Linked DNA regions of Homo sapiens: all the other regions are linked to region 2. A link is a contact called in ENCODE Hi-C or POLR2A ChIA-PET data. All regions are on one chromosome and are shown on one strand. The core of a region is the stretch at or near the end of the contact, and the rest is flanking DNA. Distances in the headings are between cores, read along the strand shown. Region 1 overlaps LOC124901379 (a long non-coding RNA gene). Region 2 has its middle 62 kb from the start of LINC02518. Region 3 has its middle 25 kb from the start of LINC02518.

Region 1 (4,498 bases), core at 1,067-3,566, 63 kb before region 2:
CCTTGGGCAAGTCACTTAAGGAATCTCTCAGGAACACAGTTTTCAAGTCTATAATGTTAAAGAGTTGGACTAGACAATTTTGAAGGTGCTTTTCAGTTATAATATTTTATATTCTCATTATTATCAAAATAAGTTGACCAATATAAAACTTGGAAAAAATTTCTATTGTTTCTGAAAGCACCTGAGGCAGTCTACACACATCAGACAAAGAAACCACACATTTTTAAGGGGTTTTTTTTTATAACACCCACTTGATACTCATCATAAGAATAAAATGTTGTGCCTTTGTGACTTGTGATTATAGCTCTGAGTCATTCCAGTGGTATGGCATTTGTTTTTGCTGTGTCTATATGATATCTGTCCAACCTTATGAAAATTGAATTTTAAAAAGTTAACCAACAGTTGGTTGCTTCCAAAACACTAGACAATGAGCCAGCTCAGAGGACAGAATTAAAATGTCTGATTTTACAGAGACCTAGTCTTTGTATAAGGAATAAAGTAATATAGACATCTAGTCTGGTTAAGTATGTTTGCTTGCTTTTACCCTATGTAATTATTCTTTCGGGGGAGTATGCTATGGGTTGAAATGTGTTACCCCCTAATAAAGAAGGATATATTGGCATCCTAAGCCCCAGGACTTTAGAATATGACTTTGTTTGGAGATACAGTCTTCGCAGAGGTAATCAAACTAAAATGAGGTCTTCAGGTGGGTCCTAATCCAATAGGATTGGTGTCCTTACAAAAAGATAAAACTTAGATACAGGCATGCATCTAGAGAGTCTGCCATGTAAAGATGAAAGCATAGATAAGATGATGCTTCTTCAAGCAAATGAATGCCAAAGATTGTCAGCAAACCACCAGAAGCCAGGGAAGTGGCATGAAATAGCTTCTTTCCCTTGGCCTCAGAAAGAGTGAACTCTGCTGATACTTTGATCTTGGACTTCTAGGTCTAGAACTGTGAGACAATAAATTTCTGTTGTTTAAGTCACCCAATTTGTGATACCTTGTTGTGGCAGCTCTAGCAGACTAATAGGGGGTTCTTGTTGTAATAGTGTCTAAATAAGGATCCCTTATTAATTTCAGCGCTGGTTTTGGACACATTCACATGCACATACATTCCAAAATTACACTTTTTTTTTGTATCATAGTAAAACAAAAAAGTGTGCTTTAAAGAGGCCCTAAAGAATTAGTACTTTATACATATGCTTACCCGTGGCCTGGAAACCCAATTGCTTTCTGGATCTAATTTTATTAGTGGAATAGTAACTATTAGTACAATTTTCAGAATCATCTTGCTACTCAAATGTACACATAGAATTAGGAATTTATTCTAGCACATTTATGAACCATCACTAGGCATAGATCTTGTGTGACAAAGAGTGGTCCCTCCCTTCATGAAAAAAGTCCATCGTTCTGCCATTAGCAAGTTTTTGGGCTATACGAGCATTTGTATCTTTCTTCCTCTAGGAAATATGTTATTGAGGGATTATCCTTAAAAATTCTTACTATCTTCCTTATAATCTCATGAAAAAGAAAATTGTATAACCTTCCTGGTTTCCTCTTTCAGCATTCCAGAGTCCCCTAAAGGAAGAGAATTGTTCCTAATATCTAAGTAAGGTTATCCTTTTTAGAATTTATGCTTGAACTTATTTGCATTTAGTAAGAAATAAAGAGCCTAATACAGCAACTGCCGCATATTGTATGCTTTCACTTGGAGGTAATGAATATGGAACCAAGGCTATAACATTTTTAGTCCCTTCTACTTGCTTTGCCAGTTTTAAAGTAAGATTATATGCTTATAGAAATGTTGTTTTCCTTTCTGGCTAACTAGGCTGCATTTTTTCTCTCTCTCTTTGATATGCAGGGAGCAAAAGTAGGGCAATTTAAATATATCTTTTGAGCCAGGGAAGCTAGCAAGAAACAATCATAATTTTAAGGAAAAATTAAGAAATGGTGACAGTGTTTAAGTAGAAGATTACATTGTGTTTGGATTCTGTTAATTACTGCTACCCCCACAAGCAGTTGCAAAGGCCTCCTGGACATTATTTCCAATCTATTTATGGATCTTCAGAGGAGAAGTTATGAGAATGTCTTTTTATTATATTCTCTTTAAACTTTCATTTTCAATAGCTCACAGTTAGTTGTCTGGAATGAGGATGTGTATTAGACTAAATATGCAGGGGTCATAATTTTGTGACCCACTTCCTTCTTCATGCCCAAATACATTTGCAAATAACTCTTTCCAGATTCTGTTTGTCTGTTGTGTTAATTTACAATGACATCTTTTCAACTGTCTTGGTTTCAAAGTGTCCTGTCTCTTTAAAGTAGCAATTTCCTATTTGAAGGGATCCATTACCATGCCTACAAGAATGTGGGTAGATTAGAAAAGCTGTTCCACACTAGTCAGTGACTTGTAGAGGAAGCTTAGAACTGAGATGAGCAGACAGAATAAAGATGGGAGAAAATTAGTGCTGAGAACAGGAGGTAGATTGTAAAGAGAAGCTGGGTGTATCTGTCTTGAAAAATGGGCTTCACTGCTGGGGTTTATTTAGGTAGTTTCTTCTTTCTTCAGATTTCAATGGAAGTTTTTATCTTCTTTATTAGAAAATCATAATTGATAATTCCATTTATTTATATTCTCTTCTAAGTAAGAGAGAAATATTTTGATTTTATTCATTGGTTTCCACATAATAGAATTTTATACCTTCCTCTTTGACACCATATGTCCATTTGAGAAATGCAGGGCTTTGTTAGTCCCCTAAAATGAGCTGCATGTGTGCCAGGGGCAGCATGTGACACTCTCCCATCTGGCATACAAGTTGCCACTTGGCTGCCACCTGTGCTGCCACCCAGGACCCTTGCCATTCCCCCCATCCAGTGCTGTAGACCATAGTCCCTGCAGCCTCTTACTGGTTGCTGTCTCTCCTGCAGTGGCAGATGTTGGGGTGGGAAACACTGAGGGCCAAGCATTTGCTATTGCCAGTCTGGCTAGACTCAAACCCTTCTCCACTGACAAAACATAAGAACCTGGATTATGCTTGCCTCTAAGTGTACAATCACTTCTCTTCTTTTCCCTCTCCTTAGCTCTTTCCAGGATGTTTAACGCCCCTTAATTTGACCCTTTGCTCTAACTTGGGGTGTATCTGATTGCACTCACATGCGCACTGTGCTTCCCATTCCCTTTCTTCACTGAAGAGATCTTTTGTGGGCCTTCCCTTGGGTGAGGAGGACTGAATCATGCTTTCTTTAATCAGCTGAGCTCAGGTCTCTTGCTGAAGTGCTCCTGGACCTTGGACGTGCACATCCCAGACCATTACGTTTTGTGGTCTGCGTATGATTAGGGCACTGCTGGAAGTGCTACAGAGACCATCAGAAGAGATTGGAGGTGCCAATACATTGGACCACTTTGACGATAAAAGAGCAACTCTCGAATCATAAACTCATGTTATTTTTAGAGGTGGAAGTAATCTTGGAATCATTCATTTATTTTACAAATGACAGAACTAAAAGTGTTCTGTAGCTTAGTTACACACTGTTTATACATTGATGCCGTTCCTATTAATTGATATTCTATAAAAACATGTCATGAAATTTATTGTTGTAAGTATTTTGGATTTATATTTATTGTTTATACACATACCCTTTCAATCTGGGAAATCTGAGGAACAAAGCATTTCATTTTAATGAGACCATATGGATGCTAAGATTCCTTCTTGGTCACAAGCTTGGGATATTTTACACACTGAGAAAATGTTTTCCTCTCAGTAGTTGAAAGTCAATGGCAATATCTTTAGGGAAAAAAATTACTCAAGGCCATAACTATTCACTCATTCGACATGTACTTATTGAATATTTATTATTATTATTAATTATTTCCTCCTACCACTTCCCAGTGAATATTTATTGAAAAATGCCAGGCGCTAAACCAGGTACTGGGGATACAATGAGGAACAAAACAAATAAAATTCCAGATGTTAAAATCGAGTGGTTTATATTTTGATTTAATGGACTAGTGAATATGGATGGACTTAAGAACATTAACCTATTTCTATTTGTTTTTACTTTTTTCTTTTCTCTGATGTCGCCATCATTACAAAGTGTTTGTTAGGTACCCAAGTGTTTCAGTTAGAATGCATTTGGCTGTGAGTGAAAGAAAAGTCAATTAAATCTAAAGTGGCTTAAATAATAAAGGGAATTTATTGGCTCAGTAACTTGAAAGTCCAGCTGGTGGGTGGGCTTCCAGCATGGTTTAATTAGGGTTCCAGGTCAATTGCTGTATGGCTTTTTCAGCTCTGTCCAATTCTATGCATGTATCATGTTAGTCCCTGCCAGGCTTCTCTCATGGTTGCAAGATAAACACCAGGAGAAAACAGGGTATGATGCTTCTCACTCTTACATAGGAAAGAATAAGAGTATTCCTAGCTTAGGATTCCAAGAAAGACTCTTGAGATTACTGTGCCTGAATTTGATTAGATCATATCTGGACAGCTAACCCAAT
Region 2 (4,773 bases), core at 1,047-3,546:
TCACAAATGCTTAGGAGATTTCTGCAGATTCAACTTTCCCATATAGCAGAGCATCTTGCTGTTCTTGCCCCTTCATTTTAATTGCAACTGGGATGGAGAAATGTTACACGAAGCCTTTCTCATTACGATAGTGGGGAGTCATACATGAAAATTAATGCAATTACTGCCCATGAACAACCCCAAATAACACAGAAATCCCTGAAACAAATAAGATATAAAATGCTGATGCTTTTTCTTCTTTCACTCCTGTTTCAGTATAAGTCATGGAGAGCAGTCTGGAGTAATGTTTCATGTTAAGAGTTAGCATTAGGCATCCGTAAGATGTTATATTTGTCACATTTACAGGCATGTTTATAGTTTAGAAAAAAACTCAAAATTTTCTTAATAAGTAAATGAATTTAATGTTCCAAAATGCAGTAATATATTTGACTTCTCAGTATCATTCCCCACCCCCCTTTTTTTCCTGTTTGACCTAAAACATTTATGCATTGTTTTATGTGGGGCTTTGGCTTCCAGTATATAAAATAGTTTTGTGATACTAAACTTTAAAAATATTGTTTAAATATTCTGAATATATAGCTGTTGTAAGAGTGCTACATATGTATTGTGCTACTGCAAAATATTGTATAACTGTATATTATATAATATTTATATAACTCTATAACTTTTCAAGCTCAGATCAAACACAACTTAATCAAAGACAATATAAATACATATTTTTCCATAATTTCATTTTACCAAGAGGGACAAAAATGAACTCTGTACCTATGATTGTCGACTTGTATAAACTTTATTCTATTATGGGAACCTGAATATTTAGAAACTGTTACTTAAAATGGTAATCTTGATGGCTAAGCCAGGAGTCTAATGCTTTGGAGCAAAGACATGGGAGATAAAGAGCAAGTCTGAATCCTTCTGTCATTTGAAGGGACACATGAACCTGGAGAGTTTGGAGGTTAGGTTTCATGAAGGTACTTTGAATGAAATATACCTAGTGGATAAGACAAAATATAAATCTCCAAATGCTAATATTGCAAATTATAAAATAAATCAGTATAGGTGAAACAATGTACTCTATGTCTTACCAGAATGAAATATTTAAATCAATTTTTTGTGAATTTTTTATTTTTAAAGTTCAAATGAAAATTAGTGATGTTTAACATAAACTTTTTTTAAAAAAACCATGTGCAGGTAAAACAGTCGATAAATTCTCTTGTCCATAAAGCTAGACAACGTGCTGATAAAAAGGACTATTCTTCCCCCGCCGGTATTTCCTTGTTCTCCACCATCTCTCAAACAAAGGATGTTAGATTTAGTCATCCACAGATGCTGCTGCATTTCTTCTGTCATTTTTTGAGTTAAAAGCTCAGCCTCTCAATTTTTCCCTTTCTGTTGTTTTTATCCAGTGAGTAGTAATTATTTGACGTATTTTGTTTTTATCTCTTGAAGCCTCTTGGTTTCTTTTTCAGATCTCTTCCCATAGTTCTTCCGTTGTCTGTGCTTCTTTGCTATTGTCTTCCATTGTCTTAAAAAGTATTCACATCCTATACCCTGAAACTTCCAGTTTCCGCACACTTACTCCTTCCCTGTGAAACATACCCATTGTAACCTTCATCACCCCTGACCTGCAGCATCCCAGATGTTTCCTGTGAGACAAATTCCAGGCTCCGACTTGTGAGTTACAGGAAGCAGTGTTCTATTTTTCTAGAGTTTAAAATGCTAAAATAGTGTAAAAATGCACTATGCTATCTCTTGATTATGGAAGGGGATTTTTCTCTTTTTCTCTTTGTGGACTAACTTTCTGTCCATTCACATCACTTGCACTACTCTACTGGAGAAGACATACAGATGAGACACAAAGGTAAAACTTTGTCTGGCTTTTTGGCATCTCCAGTGACAAATTTGGAATGGAAGAACATGAAAATGATAAGGCTGTCTTTGATTGCATCTTCTATTGGAGAAAACTTGTCACAATTTTCCACAATTGAAACTACTTTAATATTCATTTTCCAACATAATTTGTGAGCACATGTAGATCTGGATGTGGTTGAAATTCTTCAAATCTATAATACTTCAAACAAAATCATGAGGCTCAGTAGGAAATAGTGATAAAAATCATTAGTCACAGTCCCCTGCTCAATGGAGAGAAATGACATCATATCTTAGACTGATACATTGCTAAAAGCCCAGTCAGCAGGAAGCCATCCTGCTATTCTACACTCACCCATTCAACACATATTCATGAAAGCCAACAGTATATGGGGCACTATGCTGAAGGCTGAGGATGAGTATTCAGGAAAGAGATACGCAAGGCACTGTGAGGTCATGCAGAACAGATATTTAACTCAGCCTGGGGGGTGGTGGGTGTTACATGTCAAAAAAATCTATAGGAGATTCTCAAAGAATGAGTAGGAGTTAGGCAGGTAAGGTGTGTTGGCCGAGGTGAGGAGAAGACAAGAAGAGATAGGAAGAGAGACAGGCTGTGAGCAAAGAATGAAGGCAAGAAATTGAATGCTGTACGGGAAACTGCAGGCATTTAGAGGTTTCTGAAATATGAAGTATGAGATTCAGAGGTGAAAAATAAAAGGCATGAGACTGAGTGGCAAAAAATAATGGCATAGAAATGGGCAAGGGGCCATGTTCCTTGTCTAGGAGCTTTATTCTGAGTAGTTAGGGAGCTAAAAAGACATAGACATTATAGCTATAACTCTCGTGGCTAGTAGAAGATACAATGGTTCTAAGTGAGACTTTTGAGAAGGTTGCCACAGTGTCTCAAGTCAAGAGCCTTAGTTATGACAGCAGTAGCTGGGGTAATAAGAAGAATAGATTTTATAATTACTTAGAAGTAAAATAACAAAGACTCTGCGATTTGATTGATTACATGCAAGGATTGAGGGAGGTGGTAACATTAATAATGGGATCCTCGTTTCTACTTGAAATATTTGTTTGAATGGCAGTATCATAAACTAGAGAATATAGGAATAGGAACAAACTTAAGGGAGAAATTAATGATTTCAGCTTTGGACACATTGAATTTGAAGTCTTACTGTTTATTCTGGTGCATTTAGTGAGACTGTAGTTTAATGTACAAATCAGCATTTCTAGTGGGAGGTTTGGACCAAGGATTTGAACTTGGAAGCCATTAGTAACTATGTGGTTCTTGAACTACAGGTGTACATAAAACTACAATGTGAGAGAACATAGGGATTGATAAGATAAAGCTGGGCAATATGGGATGGCTGTGCAAAGAAAACAGGGAATAGCTAGACTCATCAAAATTTAAGAAAAACCAGGAGGATGTGGTGGAATAGAAACCAAGTTAGGAGAGTTTTAAGAAGCAGAGGGTGATCAATGTCGGGGACAGGCTGAACTTCTGAGAAATTTGGAGATGGGCATAAGAAATTTAAGTGATAAGACAGAGAGTCAAGACAAAAGAGAAGGGTTTTTAAAATATGTTTATTGGGAGAGTCTTGTATATATTTAAATACCATTGGGGAGAGAAGACACAGAGAAAGGAACGAGACACGGATCCCGTCCTTCAGTGTCTCCTGTATACTGTGTGATCTGGTGGAACATCACAGAGGACAGAAACTCAGAAACCTGGACCTTGACAGAGCAGAATCAGGTTGATCCGGTTTTACCTACCATAGATGACACTGACCCTGTCCTTCAGTGTCTCCTGTATACTGTGTGATCTGGTGGAACTTCACAGAGGATAGAAACTCAGAAACCTGGACCTTGACAGAGCAGAATCAGGTTGATCTGGTTTTACCTACCATAGATACTCACCAATAAAATATGTTGTCTTTCTGGTTAGCATGTTGCTTAGGGGTGAGTTGGGTAATTAATTGGATTAGTGGAAGAGGTATGATCTAACTCAAGTCTATAGAATACATGCTAGGGTCTTGGGAAACAAAGATCATGTAGAGATTTAGAGATTTAGGAAGGAGAGGCCGGGCAGGGTGGCTCATGCCTGTAATCCCAGCACTTTGGGAGGCCGACGCAGGTGGATCACAAGGTCAGGAGTTCAAGACGAGACTGGCCAAGATGGTGAAACCCCATTTCTACTAAAAATACAAAAAAAATTTAGCAGGGAGTGGTGGCAGCTGTAATCCCAACTACTCAGGAGGCTGAGGCAGGAGAATCGCTTGAACTCAGGTGGCAGCGGTTGCAGTGAGCTGAGATTGCTCCATTGCACTCCAGCCTGGACGATAAAGCGAAATTCCCACTCAAAAAAAAAAAAAAGAAAAGGAAAAAAAGGGATTTAGGAAGGAGACTAGGCAAAGGTATTGATAAAATACTAAAAGCTATGTTTATCATGAATGAATTAATTTTAAAACTAAATATGTTGTCTAAAACAACACATTGTGTTAAAATTTTTGAATTAAGCAAACTAGTCTTGCTCTTTACTAACATAGATAATTGAGGGCTACTTCTTTTACTCCATATACTTTCATCTGATTCTCAAAATAAATGTTCAAGCATATGACTTTCTCTGAGCACTACTTTCTTTCCTTTCCTTTATGGAAAGAAAAGGACGTTGATATTTAAAAAAATAATAAGTCTGGACACATTTAGGTGTCAAGCCCAAGCAAGTAGAGCGCAAAGGACATTGGGTAATGGGGAACCCATGTGTAGATAGAGCCTTAAGATAATTTAAAAACAATGGGGCCATATTTTTCTTTGTGCCTAAGACTAATATTTAATGTTTTTTTTTGGTTGTTGCTATGCTATTGAGGCAGGACTTTAAGCCTTTAAGGGTACTCTTTCTGT
Region 3 (4,871 bases), core at 870-3,369, 37 kb after region 2:
TAACATGTCCAGTTAGGTTGCAGTTCACTATGTACAGAGAAATTTTTAGGCTGAAGTTAAAATATGTAAGGAGCTTTCGGCTAAACTTGATTTAATAGTAATTTAGTGTTGTAAGCAAAGCAGATAGATTAAAATCGGTGTTAAAATGATAATGTTGCCCAAGGATTTCTAGTTTCTGCCTTTTCAGTAGCAGTTTTCTGGTACATATAAAATATTCTCTAATTGATGCAAATTGTGACATAGGTATGTTTTGGAAAACTACACATAGTCATGTAAAGAATTTTTCCTGGTCCCTAGGTCTGGATTTTGTCCTCCATTTTGTCCTAACCAGAAGCCTTAGCTAATAGCTGGGAGTTTGTAAAGGTGAACACTCAGTCACTGGGGCAGAGGGGTATATTTTGGCAGTGGAAATTCTTCAGCCCCTTGCAGCTGGCTCCCTGCAAGTCAATGTGGAAAAGGTGTGACCTCAAGGGTGTGTGGCATTAGGAGTTGATGAAACTGTAAGGTAGGCATGGGCCATCCCACTGAAATTTTAATAGCATTCATTGAAATTTAATGAATCGGCCATTCTTTGATAAGAAAATGGTGAGAATCTATTGCAGGGGAGAATTCAAGATTCACATAAAGACTTTAAAGGAATTTGGTGTTTAAGATGGGGATAGGATAAAAGTATTTCCCCCTAACATTAAAGCAATGCAAGGGAATTTCAGAAAACCTTCATTCTACAATCCCTGGGTCAGTGACCTCATCTCCTACCATGGAGGAGGACTCTTAGCTTTTGTAAGACTCATCTTAAATAATTAAGTAGTCTTTGTTTGATTACATTTTTGTGATGAGAAAGAAAGTTTTTACCTTTGATTGTGCCTTTTAAAAGCTCATCTGTTCAGCTAAATGGTTATTAATTATTAGTCTTTACGCTTGTTAATTATATCGGTTATTGGTGGTTATTATATTGTCTTAGTTTTTCTCATCCTCTTCCTCCTTTCTTATAGCCAAACCAAGAATTAACATTATCCTGGCATTTATGAGAAATATATAACTGGCAGTCCTCAGACTATATTAGGCAGCTATGGTCTCTTACGACATATTTCATGGATTTTAGACAAATAGATAAAGAAGAGTAAATTTTCTATTTTTGAAGTCCAAAACTTTAATTAGACGCTACAATCACCTTTTTAAGTTTAATTTTTTTTGGGGGGGGGGTTGGGGGAAAAAAACAAAAACTCACAAATAAATCTGTCTCTTTGACTTAACACCTTGGATTATTATTATTATTTTATTTTCATTTTTTGAGATGGAGTCTGGCTCTGTCACCCAGGCTGTAGTGCAGTGGTGTGATCTCAGTTCACTGCAACCTCCGCTTCCTGGGTTCAAGCAATTCTTCTGCCTCGGCCTCCCAAGTAGCTGGGATTACAGGCCCCCAGCACCACATTCACCCAATTTTTGTATTTTTAGTAGAGACGGGCTTTCACCATGTTGGCTAGGCTGGTCTTAAACTCTTGACCTTAAGTGATCTGCCCACCTTGGCCTCTCAAAGTGCTGGGATTACAGGCATGAGCCACTGTGCCTGGCCCACCCTGGATTATATTTTAACAATCCAAAAGTTTTCTCATATTTGACCCATGACCTGATTGAGCTATTTTTAAACAACTAGACATCTTTATTTCTGAATCTTTTTTTTTTTTTTTTTTAAAAAAGGTCAATTTTAATGGCTGTGTGTAAATGGACTAAAGCAGGGTTCACAAACTACAGTTCATTGGCCCAGTCTGGCATGCGTCTTGTTTGTGTTTGGTCTAAAAATTAAAAATAGCTTTTATCTTTTAAAGCATTCTAAGAAAAACAAGCAAACAAAGAACAATTGGCTACAGAGATTGTATGTAGTCCACACAGCCTAAAATATTTGCTCTCTGGCTTTTGACAGGAAAAGATTGCTGCCTCCTGAGCTGAGGGATTGATTACATATTATATTTTCTGTTAATTCCTCTTAATGCACTCTCTTCTCCCTGCCCCTGTCCAACTACCCACATCCTTTCCAGGTCTCATTGCTGTCTGATGATCCAGCCCCTTCCTGAACTACGGCTTGTGTTAACAAATAAACAAACACAATATATCACTACCCATAGAGAAAATCTGTGGTTTTCCTGGTTGTTTCATGGCTTATTACAGTAGCTTTTCAAATTCAATCTCTAACCTTTATGCTAATTAGAATTAACCTATCTTGAACTTGAATGGAATCTTGCTCTCTGGAGCCATAATTAATGCACAATGTTATTCAAGAATAATTCTCATTAGTGTGTGGTAAAGAAAAGCAAGAATACTGAAGTTTGAAATACTAGTTAGTCCTCAAAATACATAAACATGTGCTGGGAAGAAATCCTTCCATAGTGAGGAAGAAGACAAGACAGAAGCTCAGGAATTAACCGGTTATAGAAAAAGACTTTCGCTTTTAAAATGGAGATAAAGAAGGGTAATTCAGAGTGTTGGAATACTGTAATCTGCTATGTGTTTATTTTTTCCTTAAGTGGAAATGGACATGTGAATAACACAATTATCTTCCTGCAGGAAAACAGAAAACCAAGACCCAATTACTCTCTCTCTCTCTTTTTCTTTGTGACCAGTGGTAATTTACCCCTTACAGTCCAGAACATGGGCTCCTGCTGACACTCTGGCCCCAGATATCTGACCTTTGTTTGTATCATTTCATGCAGGAAAATTCCTTCGTTAACTGAAGAAAGGCAAACAGTCTAGTGCAAAGCAAACGCACCAATTAAAGATGGTATGATCTAGAGCAAGCCCAAGTTGTAACAAGTAAAAAAAAAAATAGGTCAGATTAATATTTTAAACTGTTATCAGACTCCTGCATGTCTGTGAGAGGCTTTCTTTTGAGTTTTTCTCTTGACATTTTCTGAGAATTTCCTTGGTTATTTTCAAAAACTAAAAATACTTGTATGAATGTAAACGATTAAGTAATAGGTTTTATTTATGAATGGGTTACATCTCAGTTCATTGCTTTTGCAATGCTGCTAACTGCCCAATTATGTTTCATTTTGACATCAGTCTTAATGTAGAAAATGAAGAAACAAAGAATGCAAGTAAAGTTTTTACATAGACAGGCAGAGTTTGGGCAGGTCCCTTAAAAATTCTCTTAGGACTTTGTGCAAATGTCCAGCCAACCACAAAGCCATTCCCGGAATATTTCCTCTTGTCCAGCTCTAGAGGATTCTTGGTTGTCACGTGGTCTTGGAGAAATGCACGGCCATGTTTCCTTACTAAGAGGCCCCTTTCCATGATGCTGGTTGTAGCCCTCCACTGACCTTTTGTGGCGGTGACACCCACTTCCTGGCTGCCAGCTAACATCATCCTCCATCCTTCTTTTAAGAAAACAAATCTCAGGGAATGGATAACCAACCAAAGGAAGTCAGGAAGAAAGCAGAAGATTGTAACAAAATAAAAACATAAATCAACCTTGGTAACTTCAGGGAGAAGACTATAAAAGATGCAGCTTCTGGTCTATCCCTTTCCTACCAGATAAAAGTTTTAGATATGAATGGATCTTGTTACAGAATGTGTGATTAGCAAATTAGCCATTCTTTTTCTTTAATACACATTGCCACAACAGAACTGGCAAAGCACTAGACCTGGAATTGGAGATCTGGATCTGAGCCATTCAGTGGTTGTTGAAATGATGTTCCATGTGTCTGAAGATGTGAGGAATTGTGTCTTTTTTCTCGTTTTCAAGTTCATCCTTCTCATCCTTTTACCACTATCTCTTCTAGGCCCCTTTGCTGCAGGTATTGGTGTGAGATTGGAAGTGTGGGAGTTGGAGGGAGGAGAAAAAGAAGCTGCACCATCCATGTATTGCCATATATTGTCCTGGAGCCACCCGTATCAGCACACGTGCACATGCACACAAGCACACACAAGCACAGCCTCTGGCAGCCCCTTCAGTATTATTGACCTATGACTGTGTTTAGAATAATGCCTGTGGCATAGAATGTTCTTTATGGTTTTTAGCTATTCTTATTATTGTTTTATGAACAAAAGTGTTCCAGCATCAGATTAATTTGGGAAGGCTTTCATTCCTATGAGATTTACAATAAAAGTGATAAAAAGTTTTTAATTAGAGAAATCTGTTTAACTTTAGTTATTCTAGCATTCCAAAACTGTTTATTTCGAAACTCACCAGATATTATCTTGTAAAAGTGAGGTCTGTAAAAGTATTTTAGAAAATGCTCACCTAGTCGGACATCTGGAGTTTCCAGACAGTATTGCCTGGTATTGTCTCTTTACTTGTTGTGTGACGTAAGTGGGCTTCCAAGCTTCAATGAATCCCCTTTTGGTTTCTCTATTACATTGTTATTGCTGTGGCAGACACACCTTAGGATGACCCCCTTGGAATACTAGTTAGTGATCCACGCCCTTGTATGATCCCCTCTCCTAACATGTCAACGTGTTTCTAAACAAAGGAATATGGCAAAGGCTGTGAGATGTCACCCCCTTGATTAGATGATGTTATGCTGTAAAGGTGATGGGTTGTCACTACCATGATTATGTTTCGTTATATGAGACTTCATCTTAGCCTATGTATTAGTTCATTTCCACACTGCTGATAAAGACATAGCAGAGACTGGGTAATTTTTAAAGAAAAGAGGTTTAATTGACTCACAGTTCCACATGGCTGAGGAGGCCCACAATGATGGTGGAAGGCAAGGAGGAACAAAGCGACATGTTACATGGTGGCAGGCAAACAGAGAAAATGAGAGCCAAGCAAATGGGAAAACTCTTTATATAAAAGCATCAGATCTCGTGAGATTTACTCACTACTATGAGAACAGTATGGGGGAAACTCCCCCTATGATTCAATTATCTCC

What was found. A loop is a pair of places that touch in the nucleus more often than their neighbours do. ChIA-PET counts read pairs that join two places held with the same protein, here RNA polymerase II (POLR2A). Pooled maps may share reads with other maps.
Region 1: a map of endothelial cell of umbilical vein shows a loop between it and region 2 (5-fold over the local background). The contact joins two enhancer-like sites. A Hi-C loop is called at or near these places in 2 of 168 maps with a recorded cell type or tissue (PC-9 and endothelial cell of umbilical vein) and 2 of 50 pooled maps. POLR2A ChIA-PET finds 5 or more read pairs at or near these places in 2 of 52 experiments (BJ and activated B cell).
Region 3: a map of endothelial cell of umbilical vein shows a loop between it and region 2 (4-fold over the local background). The contact joins two enhancer-like sites. A Hi-C loop is called at or near these places in 1 of 168 maps with a recorded cell type or tissue (endothelial cell of umbilical vein). POLR2A ChIA-PET finds 5 or more read pairs at or near these places in 4 of 52 experiments (A673, OCI-LY7, Panc1 and 1 more).

Annotation. Positions count from the first base shown.
Region 1 is chr6:113,556,934-113,561,431 of GRCh38, reverse strand. All of the region lies in intron 1 of LOC124901379 (a long non-coding RNA gene), which reads left to right. Among named protein-coding and RNA genes, the nearest start is that of LINC02541, 91 kb to the left of the region's middle. Within about 2 kb of position 2,316, at least 2 of the 41 ENCODE cell types and tissues checked have a DNase peak (open chromatin) inside an H3K27ac peak, as active enhancers do; they include PC-9 and endothelial cell of umbilical vein, where a contact is called at or near this core.
Region 2 is chr6:113,493,179-113,497,951 of GRCh38, reverse strand. No RefSeq gene overlaps it. Among named protein-coding and RNA genes, the nearest start is that of LINC02518, 62 kb to the right of the region's middle. Within about 2 kb of position 2,296, at least 3 of the 41 ENCODE cell types and tissues checked have a DNase peak (open chromatin) inside an H3K27ac peak, as active enhancers do; they include PC-9 and endothelial cell of umbilical vein, where a contact is called at or near this core.
Region 3 is chr6:113,455,744-113,460,614 of GRCh38, reverse strand. No RefSeq gene overlaps it. Among named protein-coding and RNA genes, the nearest start is that of LINC02518, 25 kb to the right of the region's middle. Within about 2 kb of position 2,119, at least 3 of the 41 ENCODE cell types and tissues checked have a DNase peak (open chromatin) inside an H3K27ac peak, as active enhancers do; they include endothelial cell of umbilical vein, where a contact is called at or near this core.